Linked DNA regions of Homo sapiens: all the other regions are linked to region 4. Evidence: chromatin contacts called from ENCODE Hi-C or POLR2A ChIA-PET data. All regions are on one chromosome and are shown on one strand. The core of a region is the stretch at or near the end of the contact, and the rest is flanking DNA. Distances in the headings are between cores, read along the strand shown.

Region 1 (3,840 bases), core at 516-3,015, 1.1 Mb before region 4:
GTGTCTCTGACTGGACACCTGATGGAGGTGAAGATGAATGGTTCATAGAGAGCTGGGCATTGCCTTGAGATTCTGGCCTAGACCCTGGGGCTCTGGTAGGTAGGCAGCACCAGCCCCAAAAGATGTGACCTCTGAGAAAGTAGGGGAGAAGGGATCAGCGCTCCCAAATTCTTGCCCCAGAAACCATTCTCCCCTGGGCAAGGGCCTGGATTGGTCTGCCGGACCTGATATTACCAGGCAGCCTGCAGCCCAACTCCCACCTAGTAACACACAAAAAATGCTGTCAAGGACTCAGCTTAATTGTTTAAGAGAGGTAACAGTTCAAACTAATTCCTGCCCCTTCTACCCTGGGTGGAAACTTTTAAGAAGCCCTCCACTGTAGAGTAGAACAATAACACTTTTTGAAGGCCAAGAAAAAAATATCTAACAGAATCCTCCTCATCCAGTGTATGTTCAACTGTTGAACATGTTGAACAGTTCTCAAACCGCCTCCAACTTTTCCCATCCCCAGCAAAAAATCCGAAGAGCCTTAAGTACGGACCACCCCAGTTTCTGCGTGTCAGATTACAGGAGCATGCCTTCCCAAAAGAGATGCTGGAGGAAAAAGTGAGGAGAGGATTCCCTTTCCCTTTCTTAACCTTGTCCCAGGTGTATGTTGACACTCCCCATACCCCTTGAATCACTAATAAGGCAAGACTGCAAGGCAACCAAAACGCCAATGCCCGTGACTCACAACCCACCCCAAGCCGGTCAGACGGAAGCGCCACAAACTCACTCCTCCACAACCCTTCAGCCTCAGCCCTCTACCCTCCCCATCACACTCAGCCATCCGCAGGGAACAAACTCCCGCAACATCTGGAGAGTCCTTCACCATCCGCAGTGGAGAGACGTTGCGGACCCAAGCAGCAGGGAAAAAAAAAACCTCCAAGGCTCTGAACAAAGTTGACTCTAGCAGCCCTTACCTTCCTTCCCGGCCCGGGCCTCCAGCCCCGGCAGGAGATGGCGGGACCCGTGGAGACACACCCAGTTCGCGTCAGCCAGGCTCCAAGGCCGATACTAGATGCCCGACAGCCTGGGACGGGAGCCACGTGGACGTTCCTTCCCCGCCCCCACGTGGACCCGCTGCCTGCGCCCCCCTCCACCAGGAGCCCGACCCACGTGGATGCCCGGGCCGCCTAGAGGGGGAGGGGAGGCAGACAAGTTCTCCCGGGAAAATTGCTCCCCCAACCCCACGTGGCTCCGAAAAGGGAACTGCGGCGCCGGGCTCGGGGAGCCTCACTGGGCATCCTTACATGGAGGTCTCAGCCTTCGACCCCAAGTCCGAACCCCTGACCCCCAGCCGCGGGTTATGTTTCCGACACCCCGCTCTCCCCCTCCGGCGTCCCCCAGGAATGGCCGTAGAGACGCTGCCTCTGCCCGCCTACCCCCAGCAAACGGCCTAGGGCCCACTTGCTCCGGCCCGGCTCCCGCGGCCACCCGGCATCGACTCTCAGGCGCTTCCTCTCTTTCCTGTGGCGTCCACGTGTCACCGCCCGGCACACACCGCTTTGCTGCCTGTCGCGGGCCGCCAGCCAACCTCTCACCTGCTCGCCGCCGCTCACAGCGCCCAAAGTCCCATACGGCGCTTGGCTTCGACTTCCCCAACCACTGCCGCGGGCTCCCCCGCCAGGGTCCGGACCGGGGCCCCCACTCGGGGGCGGCGCGACTCCGTCTCTCCGTCCCCGGCGCGCCGCCATCTTGGCCCCTGAACACCCAGCGCTGCTCTGATCGCTGGCGCCGCCTCGCCCAGCCGATTGTGGGAAAGGAACTACAACTCCCGAATGACACTGCAAGACTACGAATCCCAGAGAGCCGTGCGGCGAGACCCACTTGCACCCTGGAAGAAGGCCCTGGCCTCGCGCGAAGGTTCCTGGGAGTAGTAGTCCCTTTAAGTGGGGACCGTTTGGCACTAGCTGCAGGCATCCTGTAGGGCTTAGTTTTGCGTTACACTGGGATACCGATTTAGGGAGCGCTCAGCAGTTAGGGGGAAAGTTAACATTTGCGTATTTTATTGTCGTTAACTTGTCCAACTGTTGGAACGTCCTCTTTGACGTTCTACCTGCTGTACGTTCCTTTCACCTTAGTCCAAGTGGGGCCAAGTGGGCCTGTATATGTTTTGAAACACCACCCCCTAGTGGGCACTTGCGCTCCAAGCGCTAATCCTCACCTAATCCCATATTGCGGCAGTACTGCAAACTTAATCGGAAAATGTCGCGTTCTCCGCCCTCTCTGCTACTACTCAGAAACTTACGTTGCCTTCTCTATCAAATTTGTTTCTTGCTGTTTCAGGTCTCCTTGCTGTTCCCTAAAGACAACAGGTGTTCTCCTGCCTATATGTCGACCTGGAATACTTGAACCTCAAAACATTTCATGCCTTATTTAATCTAGGAAAGGCTTTGGTTGTCCTAGCCAAGAGGGATCCCGCTCTGCGTTTCTACGGTCCATCACTGTCTCTACTCTTCATTCATTTGCCACTTAAAAGCTACTTCATATTTGCTATTTTTAAATAACTTTTTACAAAGCACAAAAATTATTTCAAAAAGTACAAGACTGTTTAGAGGAAAAAAAGTAGTAGGCCTGCAAATTATAGTTCTACTGCCCAGATTTAAACCCCTTGTTACTTTTAGTGTGTATTCATTGACGCTTTTTTCTATGAATGGAAAAATATATAGGGGCACAAATTGGTGATTTGCTTTTTTTATGTAACAATATGTTAATCCACTCACTAGCTAAATATTTACTGAGCCTTTAGCACCAGTTCTATTTTATGAATGTATTGTTATTTAAATTATATTGAAGTTGTTTCTGGCCGTGGCTCGGTGACTCACACTTGTAGTCCCAGCACTTTGGGAGGCTGAAGTGGGTGAATCACTTGAACTAAGGAGTTTGAGACCAGCCTGGACAACATGGCAAAACCCCACCTCTACCAAAAATTTAAAAATTAGCTGGACATGGTGGCACACATCTGTGGTCCCAGCTACTCGGGAGGCCGAGGCAGGAGGATTGCTTGAACCCAGGAGGTGGAGGTTGTAGTGAGCCAAGATCATGCCACAGCACTCCAACTTGGGTGACAGAGTGAGACTTCTTCTCAAAAATAAATAATATTTAAGTTGTTTACAGTTTCTCACTATTACATATTATTATGATGAACACCCTTGCATATGTCATGTACATGTACCTTTGCACTTTTGTGCAATCTTTCTGTGGAATAGTTTCCATGAAATTCAAGTGCCGAGTTAAACAATGCATGTATTTGAAATACAGTAGAAAATTGCCCTTTAGAAATATTGCATCACTATACATCCCCACACATGTTCATGAAAAGAGAGGACCTTTTCTGGACCTTTTCTTAGATGTTCTTTCTTTTTTTTTTTTTTGTTAGACAATAGGGTTTTACTCTGTCACCCAGGGCTGCAGTGTGGAGTGCGGTGAGCAAGAGTGCCGTGGCAGATCATAGCATAGCTCACTGTGATCTCTCAAGCTCAAAGGATCCATCTGCCTCAGCCTCCAGAGTAGCTGGGTACTACAGGTACACACTGCCATGCCCAGCTAATTTTTTTTTTTTTTTTTTTGAGATGGAGTGTCACTCTGTCACCAGGCTGGAGTGCAGTGGCGCGATCTTGGCTCACTGCAACCTCCACCTCCCAGGTTCAAGTGATTCTCCTGCCTCAGCCTCCCGAGTAGGTGGGACTACAGGTGCCCACCACCACACCCAGCTAATTTGTTTTTGTATTTTTAGTAGAGACAGGGTTTCACCATGTTGGCCAGGACGGTCTCGATCTCTTGACCTCGTGATTTGCC
Region 2 (3,771 bases), core at 734-3,233, 1.9 Mb before region 4:
ACTAGTTCAATCCATCCCCAAATCCACGCCACCCTTTCAACTTTGCAATTAAGAGGGAGAAGGAGAAATCCCGGTCAACTCGCCTTGGGGGGTTGGTCTGAGGGTAGAGGACTCAAGTAGGGAGGAGGATGGAGAGAGAAAGAGCAAGCCAATGAAAGAGACCAAAATTTCCCACCTTTCTTAAATTCTTCCAGCATAGCGTCCAACTTGGTGTCATTGAAAACAAAGTGCAAGGGGTGGTTATAAAATTTGGTGATGGTTTTCAGGGGGGTACAGTCATCGGGATCCACGAAGGCCAAGTCTTTGACAAACAGCAGGTCCACGATATTGGAGCGCTCCCCTTCAAACACTGGAATGCGGGTGTAGCCGCTCTCCATGATCTCAGACATGGTGTTGAAGTCCAGGATGGCTTCGCCGGTGATCATGAAGCAGTCCCGGAGTGGGGTCATCACGTCCTCCACCGTCTTGGTGCGGAGCTCCAGCGCCCCTTGGATGATGTTCAGCTCCTCCTTAACGAGGTCGTTGTAGGGATCGGTGACCCGGAGCATCTCCAGCAGTTTTTCCCGGTTATAGACGGTGCCTATCTCCTGGCCCAGGACGCAGTCCAGCAGCTTGCTGACCGGGTAGGAAGCGGGGAAGGTCATCATCATGAAAAACTTGGTGAGGAAGATGGTGTTGGCCCCCACAGCCAGGCCATGCCGGGAGCAGATGGCCTGGGGCACGATCTCTCCGAAGATGACGATACCGATGGTGGAGACTACCACGGCCACGAGGCCCGAGCCGGCGATGTCGTCGAGCAGGATGGTGAGCGTGGTGTTGACCAGCACGTTGCCCAGCAGCAGTGAGCACAGCAGGTAGTTGCCCTGCCTGCGCACCGGCTCGATGCGCTTGGCGTAATTCTTCTCCTTCTCCGTGCCGCAGTTCTGCACGATGCGCAGCTCCATCGGGTCCAGGGCCATGAGCCCCAGGTTGAGGCCGCTGAACATGCCCGACAGGCACAGCAGCAGCGAAATGAAGATCACCTGCAGCCAGAAGGGCAGCAGGAACTTCTTCTCTTCGCCTACGATCATCTTGGTGTCCTCGCCGTCGTGGTAAATCCAGGTGGTCTCGGCCCACGGGGGCGGCGGGAGCCCGGCCACCCCCGAGCCACCCTTGCCCCCGACGGCGCCACCCGTGGACCCCGAGCCGCCGGCGCCCAGGGCGGGCGTGGAGAGCGACGTGCACAGGTAATAGGACTTGCTCTTCTCCATCTTGCGTAGCGGTTTGATCTCGATCTCGATGATGCCCGAGGTGCGGCGGTTGAGAATGATGTGGGGCAAGATGATGATGTCTGAGGTGCGGATGCCGCATCGCTGGGGGCCGCTGTCCGGCTCTGGCGGCGCGGGGCCCCCCAGCCCGCGCTCCCCCGGGCTGTGGCGCCGCCGCTCGTGCTCGGTGAAGGCGATGCGGGACCACGTCTCGTTATTGATGTTCTGCCCGTACACCCGCAGCTTGACCCGGGTCCGTTCGCTCACCCGCAGCGCCCCCCCTTCCATGAACGACACGTCGTTCGTGTCCTCCAGTCGCAGCCCGATGATCACCGTCTCCTCATTCTCGCCCACCGCTGCGCAGCCGCCCGCACCGCAGCAGCAGCTCAGCAGGAGCAGCGGCAGCAGCCGCCCCGCAGCCGCCTGCAGGATCCCCCGGCCGCGAGCGCTGAGGCTGCGGCGCGCCGCCATCTTCCAAGTGGGCAGTGCGGCGGCTGCCTGCCCGCCCGCCATCTTTACTTTGGGTTCACAAGCGCCACAGCCAATCATAGGGTGGCTGCTCCAGCTGCGGCTTCATCCTTTCAACCCGGCGGCGCGAGCGCAGGTACCGGCCCCTGGGCGAGACTGCAACGGAGCGTCCGCGGCCAGTGCTCAGCAGTTCGCCTCCCTGACTGACACTGACTCCACCTCAGCCAGCTGAGGAACCCCGAGGCTCGCGGGAGGGAAAGAGGGAGGGAGAGGAGCGCCGGCTGCTCCCGCGAGAGGCAGGCCGACCAGCCAATCACAAGCGGGTGCCCGCCCTCCCAGCCAGGGGGCTGGAATGGGGGCGTGACCGTGTGCCGCTCCGCGGACCAATGGCAAGGTAAGTGGGTGGGGCGACGAGAGCCACCGTCCCCGTCTGCACGCCAAGTTTCCAACTGAAAGGCGCGTGACTCTTGTGTATGTGCGAGGGGAGGGGGCGTGGCCATCTGGGACTCGAGAGCCAGTCAAAGATGAGAGCTGAAGAAAAAGGGGCGTGGCATCCGTCCTGCTGCCAATGGGAAGGAGCCGTCCCTGGGGCCCGCGCTCCCCAGGGGCCCCTGTAGTAGATCCCGGAGCCTGGACCGGCCAGGTTTGGACTAAAGCCCTGCGGCGCAAGGCGGCAGGTTCCCGGTGCACCGGTTACTGGCTCTCCAGTTCTCAATTCGTAGGCACAAAGCCGCGCGCCCTCCTGCCCCGGAAGCCCGAGAAGCCAACTAGAGGCGGCTTGGGATGCACACAGCCTAAAAAGCCGGGGCACCGGCCGCTGTCCCCAACTCCACCTGCGCGGCGCTCCGCCGGGGTAAGCGGCGTCGGTGGCCCCGGCACAGCTGCGGACCAGCAGTCCTCGCGCCTCGAGACTCCTAGGGTACGGGCTCTCTGCGGCTCGCGATCACGTGGCGCCACCTGCGGGCAGCATGAGCGCCCTGCAACGCTTTCCAGGTCGGCGGCGTACCCCAAAAGGTGTGCAGAAGTTACGGATGGAGCGGTCAGGGGGACAGTTCCCCAAATTTCCTAGTCATAGAACCCCTACATATTATTGCTAGGAGTATATACTTCCTAGACCTTTTCCCATATTTACAGAGTGGGAAGGGCCCCGAATCTGTATTCCCAGCAGGAATTCAGGCAAGTTAAGGAAATGGGAGGGGGCAAGCATCCTAAACAGACCCACAGAGGCTCATTCTTAATCACACTGACCAAACTCTGCTAGGGTCTTAGGTCACTCAAGAGCAAAAAGTTCTGGAAACCTAGCTCCCCAGTACTCCCAACGTCACCTGGAGGTGACGAGGTAGCAGAGTAGCTGCCAAATTGGTCTTTTCCTTGAAACTTAAAACATTCAGGCCGGGCGTTGGTGGCTCACGCTTGTAATCCCAGTACTTTGGGAGGCCGAGGCGGGCGGAGCATGAGGTCAGGAGATCGTAGACCACGGTGAAACCCCGTCTCTACTAAAAATACAAAAAATTAACCGGGCATGGTGGCGGGCGCCTGTAGTCCCAGCTACTCGGAGAGGCTGAGGCAGGAGAATGGCGTGAACCCGGGAGGCGGAGCTTGCAGTGAGCCGAGATCGCGCCACTGCACTCCAGCCTGGGTGACACAGGGAGACTCCGTATCAAAAAAAAAAAAAGAAAAAAAAGAAACTTAAAACATTCAAAATGTTTAATGTTTCTCTACCTCTTTTGTATTCTACAAGCACATCCCGCGCCCCCCTACCACCGCTTTTGTAAATGCATCAAACGTCTCTGATTAATTTCTGGTATGAGTAATTTCTGGAATGATTGCAGTGGCCTCCTAACTGATCTTTCCTCTTCGATACCTGTTCCTTTCCCTTCTCAACCCAGCAGCAAGTGATCTTGTCCATGAGATTCTGTTGCTCCCTTGGCTGAAACGCCTCCATTGGCTTCCCATCTCATCCTAGAGAAAGCCAAAGGACCTACAACATCCTACTAGGCTCGAAGGTCTGCTACCTCCCGTTACTTCTCGGACCTCATTACCTGCTGCTCTCCTA
Region 3 (4,057 bases), core at 933-3,432, 1.7 Mb before region 4:
AAAAAAAAAAAAAAAAGGAAAGAAAGAGAGGGAAACAAAGAGAAAAAAAAAGTAATAGACTACTGCCACCTCTGACGTAATGCTCATCCTTCCCAGAAAGAGCAGATTTTCTCTGGCAAATGGTATCAGAGATCAGAAAACAAGCTTCCAAATTCCTTCTGAGGTATCCTCTTACAAGCAGAAGTGCACAAGATTACTGTTTGTAGCCCCAGGTAGGGAGAAAAACGAAACATCATCGCTGGTACTCACATCAGAGGAAGATCAAGGTAGCCAAAGACCCCAGAAGGTCAGACACAAAGACCACTGAGACAGGCAAGGATTAAGGTCAAGGCTGCCTAGAGCAAGCTGGAAAATGAGGGTAATAATTACAAGAGCAGGCCCAGGTATAGGCTTATGGGTACTCGTCTGACTCCAAGGCAAGTGGGCTGTTAGGCACCAGACAACTTAGAAAGAGCAACCTCCCTTGCCTTTTTCACAAAAGGGCCAACAGTCTGGAGATGAGTAGATTATAGGGGTTTGTGCTCCTGTATCACCTCCATTCATCACCTCCTTAGTCAAGGCTCTGAACTGCTTTTTCTCTCCAAGGATCTGAAGCAGGTATGCAAGCAGCAGATGTTGATTTTTGTTTTCATTTTTTTTTTTTTTTTTGAGGCAGGGTCTTGCTCTTTCACCCAGGCTGGAGTACAGTGATGTGATAATAGCTCCTGGGCTCAAGCAATCCTCCAGCCTCAACCTCCCGAGTAGCTAGGACTACAAGTGCGCCACGGAACCTGGCTAATTAAAAAAAATTTTTTTTTGTAGAGGCAGGGTCCTACTGTGTTGCCCGGGCTGGTCTCCAACTCCTGGGCTCAAGCCTTCCTCCCCTTCCACCTCTCAAAGTGCTGGGATTATAGGCATGAGCCACTGCGCCTGGCCGCAATTACCAATTTCTAGGGGTTGTGAAAATGAAATTTGGTATGAAATGTATTTCATTAGGAAGGATGTAATTTCCATACGGGCTGATTTTGTCCACTGCTGTGTCTCCAGCGTCTAGAACAGGGCCTAGCACGTTTGTGTAAACTCTTCTTATAGTCCTCTGCATCGGGAAAGGGATGGGAGGTAGCACTTCCCAACCCACCCCAGTGTCCCACTTGCTCTTCCTTGGCTAAAAATGCAGGCTCATTTTTGCCTCCTCCAGGACTACAGATGGTACGCGGTCCTGTCCAAAGCAGCTTAGCAAAACCGGCCAGAGGCTGGGCACAGTGGCTCACCACTTTGGAACACCTGTAGTCTCAGCACTTTGGGAGGCCTAGGCGGGCGGATGGCTTGACCCCAGGAGTTCGAGCCCAGCCTGGGCAACATGGCGAAACTCCGTCTCTACAAAAACAAAATACAAAAAATTATCCAGGCGTGGTGGCGCCCGCCTGCAATCCCAGCTACTCGAGAGTCTGAGGCGGGAGAATCGCTTAAGCCTGTGAGGCAAAGGCTGCAGTGAGCCGAGATCGCGCCACCGCACTCCGGCCCGGGCGACAGAGCGACACCCTGTGTCAAAACAAAAACCGGGCCGATCCCCAAAACGCCTTTCACCTGTGCTTTCAGCTCACCTCAGGGCTCAGGGCCAGCCCCCAGGCTGCTTCTTGCCCTCCGACAGACGGCCTCCCCCCATCGGTACTCCCCCATCCCGGACAGCTCGTAACGCCCCAGCCGCTCGGCCTGGCACTCCTAGGCAATGGGGGTCAGAGCAGAGGGGCCCATCTGCAGCCCCAGGGCGCACTTCGCGCCACGTGGCTTCTGCAGGTGGAAGTCCAGCCCGCGCTGCAGCCCCGCCTGGGCAGTCAGGACAGCAATCTCAGCACCCACCCGAGATGTGGGGATTGGAGGTAGACAGGGCGAGCGCCATTGTCCCAAGGCCCCTTACCTGGTCCCGGGACAAATGCCACCAGTTACAGCCCGCCTTGAAAACTGGCCCGGGTGAGAGGAGGACCTGGGCTGGGGAACTGCCCCCACGCCCGCCCCACGCCCCTCCTTTTCGACCAATCCCAGGCCGGGAGGCTCCCGCCAGCCACGTGGGCAGGCTTTCTCCACTCCCTGGTCCAGGCGAGCCGGCGGCGGCCTCTGCAGCTCCCGTAGCCCGCCCACTGCGTGGGCGGGCGCCTTAGCGCACTTGCGCACTCTGGGGAAAGCGGAGCTGCACCCCGCCCCGTATTGCTGCTCAGCTCCTCAGCTGTGCGTGCGAGGGACGTCGGGGGCGGCGCCGCAGCAGTTGCCCCTGGTAACGGGGGAGGCAGCAGGAGGAGGAGGAGGAGGAGGGACTCGGCGGGAGGATGGTGAGTGTGGGGGCCTGGGCCCCCTTGGAGCCGGCCGGTTATCCCCCTCCCGTCCCCAGGCCCAGGGCGGAGCACTGCGCTTAAAGCCAAGGAGGGAATGGGACGTCGCTCAGCCTGCTATCTGGGTTGTGGACTGATTTCGGGGGTCGGCGGGGAGACCCGAGGGTGGGCCCTGGAGGGAGGCCTGGGCCTGGAGAGGAAGGCGGGGCTTGCAGCGGGTCCGAGGCTTGGGGAAGGGGCTGGCAGAGTGCGCGGCTGGCCGGGTGCGGAGCCCGGGCTCCATCATTACTCTGGGGACAGGGGTGAGGGCGGATCCCAGGAACTGCGGAGAGCAGCTTTCGCTAGCAGGCTTAGACTTCCCGGGCAATCGGTCTCGCGGCTTTGCAGTAAAGTGGGGTTCGTCTGGAGCCCGGCCAGAAGCGGAGAGAAGGCCGGCCCCATTGGCTCTGAGGTCGCCCTGGCGGTAGCAGGGGAGATGGTAGCCTAGCTCTCCTCCTTCTCGCGCTGTGCGGGCCCCTGGGGGGTAGGGAAGTAAGTCCCACGACACAAAGGGGTGCCGCTTGGAAGGGATGCCTGGTGGATTTTACGCCGTCTTGGTGTCTGCGTGGCGGGTGCGCTTCCTCAGTCCCGAATTATTTAGTTATTTGCTGAGAGTTTTGCAGGATCTGATTGTTGGTGATGACCGATTTTTCATTCAATACATAATCCATGTTGATGAAGACATATTAGCTGCTCCGTCTCTAGAATTTCCTTCGAAACCTTTTGCAGTCTCCTCTTGCGTGTGACCATACCAGGACCAAAAGATCTTAATCCTAGCTTGAGTTCTCCAAACTGAAAAGAACGAGAAGTTAAAAATGGAGATCGAACTTCAATCCGGGGCAAGGCTTTTCTCTGTCAGTCCCAATTAAAGCTTTCCCAAATTCTAAATTATGGTTGTGACAGATCTGACCGTTGACACTCTGTTTCTTGTTAATGTCTGTACAGTTAGTTGGAGGGAGTTAAAATGGAATTGAGTAATTTTAGAGCTATCAAAGAAAAATTGATTTTGAACACTTAAAGCAGGTTAGTTGGCTGCAAAGAGCCTGTCATCAAACTTATAGTCACTGCTCCAACTCTCTTCCTAGTTCCTTTCTTGACTTTTAGAAATGTTGAGCCATTTCTGTTGATTTAAGAAGTAAAAAAAAAAACAAAAAAACTAGATGCCCAGGAAAAAAAAAAATAGATGTATGTTTGGTCAGATTATCCAGTGAGTAGATTTAGAAAGGAAAAAAAAAACTCAATTGATTTTACATTGTCAGATTGTTAAAGAAGTAGGGTTATTTGATCTGAAGTTGCCAATCACATTTCACACTTGCTACACTTGCAGTTTTTTTTTAACCTCAGGCTAAACAGATTTTTACAACTGTTTCTTTTTCTTAATCATTTATACGTGAGCTGTCCTTTTAAAGTTAAAGTTTTTCTCAACAAATGAGTACAAACATAAATATTTACCCAGAAAATAGCTAGAATTGGAATGAAAAGGGCATGCCGAACCAACAGAGATTGAGATTCATCATTATGGATGAGAAGTGCATGAGAGTTGGCTAACTTTTCCCAGTTTGTTGATCAATTAAGTGTACTGTGTAATCCATGATTGTTTAATTTATAATTACAGGCCACAGTAAATTAACCACTGCCCATGTTTCCAGGTGCAAATTGGCACAGTATACAACAAATTTACAGTGTATATACAACACTGTTGTATACAACTG
Region 4 (4,041 bases), core at 165-2,664:
GCCTGCGCCCTCAGAGGACCTGTCTCTCCCTGCCAGCCAGCTCTGGAGCTTTCACGTGGTTCAGCGAATGCAGCTTGCTGACGAAGCCCGGGACTCCCACTCCACTCCACCCCCCACCCCCACCTTAAGGTGGCAGCTTTTATGAACCAGTAGCGAGAGCAGGGTTTTATACTGGACTCGAGGCCTCTATAGCCTTATCTTTTTTGCTCTGCTGGCCAGAGACCAATGCTGTCAGGGGTCGGGGAGCAGTGCCTCTAGGAAACCTAAGTGCTGGGGTGGGGGCCCCGGGCCATGCGTACCCGATTCGCAGGGCCCCGGGTGTGCCACAGTGAGGTTGGCATCGGGCCGAGCGCGGGCCGCCTCCTGCAGGCGGCAGATCTGGGAGTAGGTGTGACCGTCGGACCCGCAGAGCGGACTCTGCGAACGACAGGCACACAGAGGTTCCGGCACCTCTCCGCGGCTCAGGTCGCCGCCTGTGTCCAGCCGGCACTCAAGCTGCTCGCCGCAGTGCCCGTAGAAGTGAGCACTGGGGTCCAGGTCGCAGAGCTGGCCCTCGAGGTTGGCGCATTCCCAGCAGCAGCCGCACGCGTCGCGCACCCTGCCCGCCAGGCAGCCCCGCGGCGCGGCGCACTCTTCTGGCCGGCAGGGAGCGCAGCCCTCGCCCTCCGCTAGCAGCCGCATCCAGCCGCGCCGCAGGTAATCTGGGCCTGGGGATGGCCTTGCGCCGGTCGGGGGCGGCGTCAGCACCACCAGCAGTAGCAGGAGCACAGGCAGCGCCAAGGCAGCTGCGGGCCGCGGCGGCGGCAGCATGGTTAGCGGGAAGCCCTGCGAGCACTCGGGGCATCAGCGCGTTCGGGCACCCTGCCAGGAAGGGAAGCCAGGTCAGGAGGTCAGAAACAGGGCCTGTGCCGAAAGACCAACCTCACTGCTTCTTGTACCAAAGCATGACACTAGCATCGCCCCCTCCCCTGCTACCAAGTAGCCTCCCCCAACACACAGGCCTAGTGACCCTCTAGGGATTATCCAGTTATGGCAGTTAGCAATCAGTTGGGCTGTTCTTGGGAGGGCTGGGAGTGAAGAGAGGTGAGGAAAGGGTGATAAGGCTCAGGCGCACGCACACCCACCACCAGCACCACTTCCGTGCACCACCCGACTCCGATCCCTGGCCCCTGAGCATCCTTGCCCAAAGAGAATGGGTGGCTCCAGAAGTAAGAAGCTGCTAATGGGGGGTGAGAACTGGGGGGGCTGATGCCGCCTCGCTTATGGCCTGGGGCACAGAGTGCTCACCTAGTGTCCGGAACTAGACCCTTCGCAGCAGCCGTGATTCGAGTCCGAAAGAAAAGGTTATGGAAAGAAAGCAGAGGCGCAGTCAGCCGGGCCCGCCGGCCACCTCTGCTCCGTCCTGAGGACTTCTGAGAGAGCCCACGAACTTGGATTCAGAAAGCAGCTCCTCCGGCCCCCTCTCTCCGCCCCTCGACTTCGCGCACCCGCCTTCCCACTAGTTCTAAGGCTGCCAATTTTATGTAGCCGCATGGGACCCTCCCGGGTCATTTCCCCCAGCCTGGCCCAAAGTCACAATGCGAGCAGAGGAGCCGTAACCAGACACCGAGGCTGGGAGAGAGGAAGGGGGTGAGGACCGGAGGCGGGGAGTGGGGGTAGGAGTTTGGCTGGGAAGCTCAAAGTGTTGGCTGAACGGCTAGGCCCTGTCCCATCTGATTTTACAGTCCCTGGCGTCGGCGAGGGCAGCTGCATAAGGGGGAGGCGGCAGGAGCTCTGGTGCCAAGTCATTTTACGTCGATGTCGGGGCGCTCCTGGAGGGCAGGACCAACCACCTTCGTCTCCCCGCAGCCCAGGGCTGGTTCCCGGGAGCGACCGCAGGCTTGCCCACCCAGCTGCCCCACCAAGGCGCGGACAGACTGGGCGCCTACATCCGCCTTCCCTCATCTGGCCTCCTTCTTCCTCCCCACATCCGGCAGGTGCTGCGACCCGCGGGTGAGCCGGGTGATTCGAGGTCGGAGCCGACCAGCGGCCGCAGGGAGAGGCGGGCTGGCGCCTCCCCGGCGGGCGTCCCTCGGGTCGGGATTACAGGTTACGGTTGCGAGGCTGGCAGGGCCGGAGACACTCGGCCTCGCGGCCGCCACCACCGCCACCGTGGCACTTTGGGCCGGGGGCGGGGAGGAGAGCATTCCTAGGGGCCCGCCAGCCAAACCCGGGTCGGGCAGGCCCCGCCCCGGCCGGCCCCAAGCGGCTCACAGAAGCCTTGGCGCAGTCCAGCTCGCGGGGGGATGGGCGAGGGTGGGGGGCAGAAATAGCAATCTGCAGCCGGCAAGGGGGCGGCACTTAGTCAGGCTCCGCCCACAAGACCCGGCTGCCGTCCCCGCCCGCCTGCGCGGGATCGACTCCGCATGCGCACTGGAGCCTCGGAATACAGCCAGGACTCTCCCGTCGGAATGCGCCCCTAAGTTGGGCCAAGCCCATTCATTCAGGGGCTCCCGAGCCACGTAGGCGCCATCCCTGGCCAGAGGGGTTCTGAGGAGGTGGGCAAGGGCAGACACTCTCTCCCGGTCTCAAATTCGAAATAGGGACTAGAAGGGAACTTCACGCGAGGCCTCGCAACTGTCGCGAGAATCAGAACAGGAAATCTAGGAACCGAGAACACTAAGAGCCCGCGGATTTTAAACAGGAAAAAGAAAGGGCGGAGCAAACTCTGGCGGATAGTTGTGAGTAATCCCTGGTCCTTGGAATAAGTGTCGACCTGAGACAGAAGGGGAACTGTCAGAGAGCTGCCGGAGACCCTGAAAAAGGCCAGAGACGGGGACTTGTGGGGCTGACGAATGGAATCACCCAAGGAGAGGTCTCTGACTCTAACAAAACACCTTGGGGACGGAGCTCCTTGGCTGGGATACAGAGCAGACAAGTCCGGGATCTTTTAGTGAATTGCTGCCGGCTTCTAAGGCCTGGAGCAGATATTCAACAACAAACTCCACGGACCTAGAAACTCTCCACTTATCCTACTATTGTAGACGGTGGCTTACTTTTAGTCTTCCCTATGCTCTAAGCTTCTGGTAGTAGGAATCGTGCCTAACTCACTACTGTATCTTGTGAACCTAGCCCCGCGCCTGGTGGCACGTCAAATTCTCGGTAAATATTTGTGGATTAAATGTGAAAGACTGCCTGAGTGTTTAACCTGGATTTTCTGAGTCGCTGATGGAGAACAGTAGGTAGACGGGGAACCAGCGCCCTCTGGTGGGCTTGTGGTTCGTGACGAGAACATGCTGGAACCGTGCATCCAGGTAGGCACAAAGATAATAAAAGGGGATCCGCTGTTATTAAGTAGAGATTTTGTTACATTAAAACCCTACATACCGTAAAAATGCTTTTAGAAGGGAGTTTTTTGAATAGGACACAACTTGAAAGTTTAGATACATTCCCCGATCCTCAACATCCCATACTTTATCCATCAAGGCTCCAAAATATTCAGTAACACCTATGCGCATCATACATAGTAAAGAGATAGCAAATGATTTTGCGTATATATACTTTGAAAATGTTTACTCGGTTTTGTGCAAAACAGGCCAAAGGGAAGGGATTTTCTAGCCTAGATGATGTGAATACTGCTAGGGAGAGGAGCCAGGTGGCAGCATCCTTTGCATTTAATGAGGGAGACTAGATCCAGATGGGCAGGGTGAAGTTGAAATTTGTTGAATAATAGATGGTCCCGCCTCTTTTTTCCCCTTTTCCTGCAGATGCTTGTATTGAAGAAGGAATGAGGTATAGAATGTAGTTTTCTTTCCACTGTGAAGCCCTGTGTTCACAAGATTATCATACGTTCACTTTCAGTCACTGACACATGAAATAACTGAAGTATAATGACAGAATGATGAGCTGGAGTGTGGTGGTGCACGCCTGTAGCACCAGCTACTTGGGAGACTGAGGCAGTAGGATCCCTTGAGCTCAAGGGTTCGAGAGACCATGTCTCTTTAAAAATAGAAGTTTAGGGCCAGGCGTGGTGGCTCATACCTCTTAATCCCAGCACTTTGG

What was found. Hi-C counts contacts between places; a loop is a spot of excess contacts on that map. ChIA-PET counts read pairs that join two places held with the same protein, here RNA polymerase II (POLR2A). Pooled maps may share reads with other maps.
Region 1: a pooled map shows a loop between it and region 4 (11-fold over the local background). The contact joins the promoter of PPRC1 here to the promoter of KAZALD1 in region 4. A Hi-C loop is called at or near these places in 5 of 37 single-sample maps with no recorded cell type and 8 of 50 pooled maps.
Region 2: a map of naive thymus-derived CD4-positive, alpha-beta T cell shows a loop between it and region 4 (13-fold over the local background). The contact joins the promoter of CNNM2 here to the promoter of KAZALD1 in region 4. A Hi-C loop is called at or near these places in 1 of 168 maps with a recorded cell type or tissue (naive thymus-derived CD4-positive, alpha-beta T cell) and 7 of 50 pooled maps. POLR2A ChIA-PET finds 5 or more read pairs at or near these places in 1 of 52 experiments (activated CD8-positive, alpha-beta memory T cell).
Region 3: a loop to region 4 is called in a pooled map, with 9 times the contacts of the local background. The contact joins the promoter of ARL3 here to the promoter of KAZALD1 in region 4. A Hi-C loop is called at or near these places in 5 of 50 pooled maps.

The regions. Positions count from the first base shown.
Region 1 is chr10:102,130,965-102,134,804 of GRCh38, reverse strand. PPRC1 (PPARG related coactivator 1) reads right to left here and starts at 1,765. Exons shown (of 14, transcript NM_015062.5): 1 at 1,584-1,765. The coding sequence starts at 1,736. RefSeq lists silencers at 1,093-1,212, 1,243-1,292, 1,503-1,682 and an enhancer at 1,663-1,942.
Region 2 is chr10:102,916,506-102,920,276 of GRCh38, reverse strand. It overlaps CNNM2 (cyclin and CBS domain divalent metal cation transport mediator 2), which reads right to left and starts at 1,983. Exons shown (of 8, transcript NM_017649.5): 1 at 176-1,983. The coding sequence starts at 1,796. LOC107984265 (a long non-coding RNA gene) reads left to right here and starts at 1,942. Exons shown (of 3, transcript NR_160733.1): 1 at 1,942-2,109. RefSeq lists silencers at 1,308-1,397, 2,008-2,187 and enhancers at 1,657-2,343, 2,344-3,030.
Region 3 is chr10:102,712,522-102,716,578 of GRCh38, reverse strand. It overlaps ARL3 (ARF like GTPase 3), which reads left to right and starts at 2,182. Exons shown (of 6, transcript NM_004311.4): 1 at 2,182-2,306. The coding sequence starts at 2,304. SFXN2 (sideroflexin 2) reads right to left here and starts at 1,943. Exons shown (of 12, transcript NM_178858.6): 1 at 1,898-1,943. RefSeq lists enhancers at 965-1,540, 1,541-2,117 and silencers at 1,903-2,052, 1,871-2,265, 2,333-2,382, 2,423-2,522.
Region 4 is chr10:101,059,362-101,063,402 of GRCh38, reverse strand. KAZALD1 (Kazal type serine peptidase inhibitor domain 1) reads right to left here and starts at 1,414. Exons shown (of 5, transcript NM_030929.5): 1 at 1,288-1,414; 2 at 300-861. The coding sequence starts at 810. It overlaps LOC107984262 (a long non-coding RNA gene), which reads left to right and starts at 2,652. Exons shown (of 2, transcript XR_001747569.3): 1 at 2,652-3,293; 2 at 3,747-4,041. RefSeq lists silencers at 700-749, 1,930-2,349 and enhancers at 662-1,550, 2,477-2,771.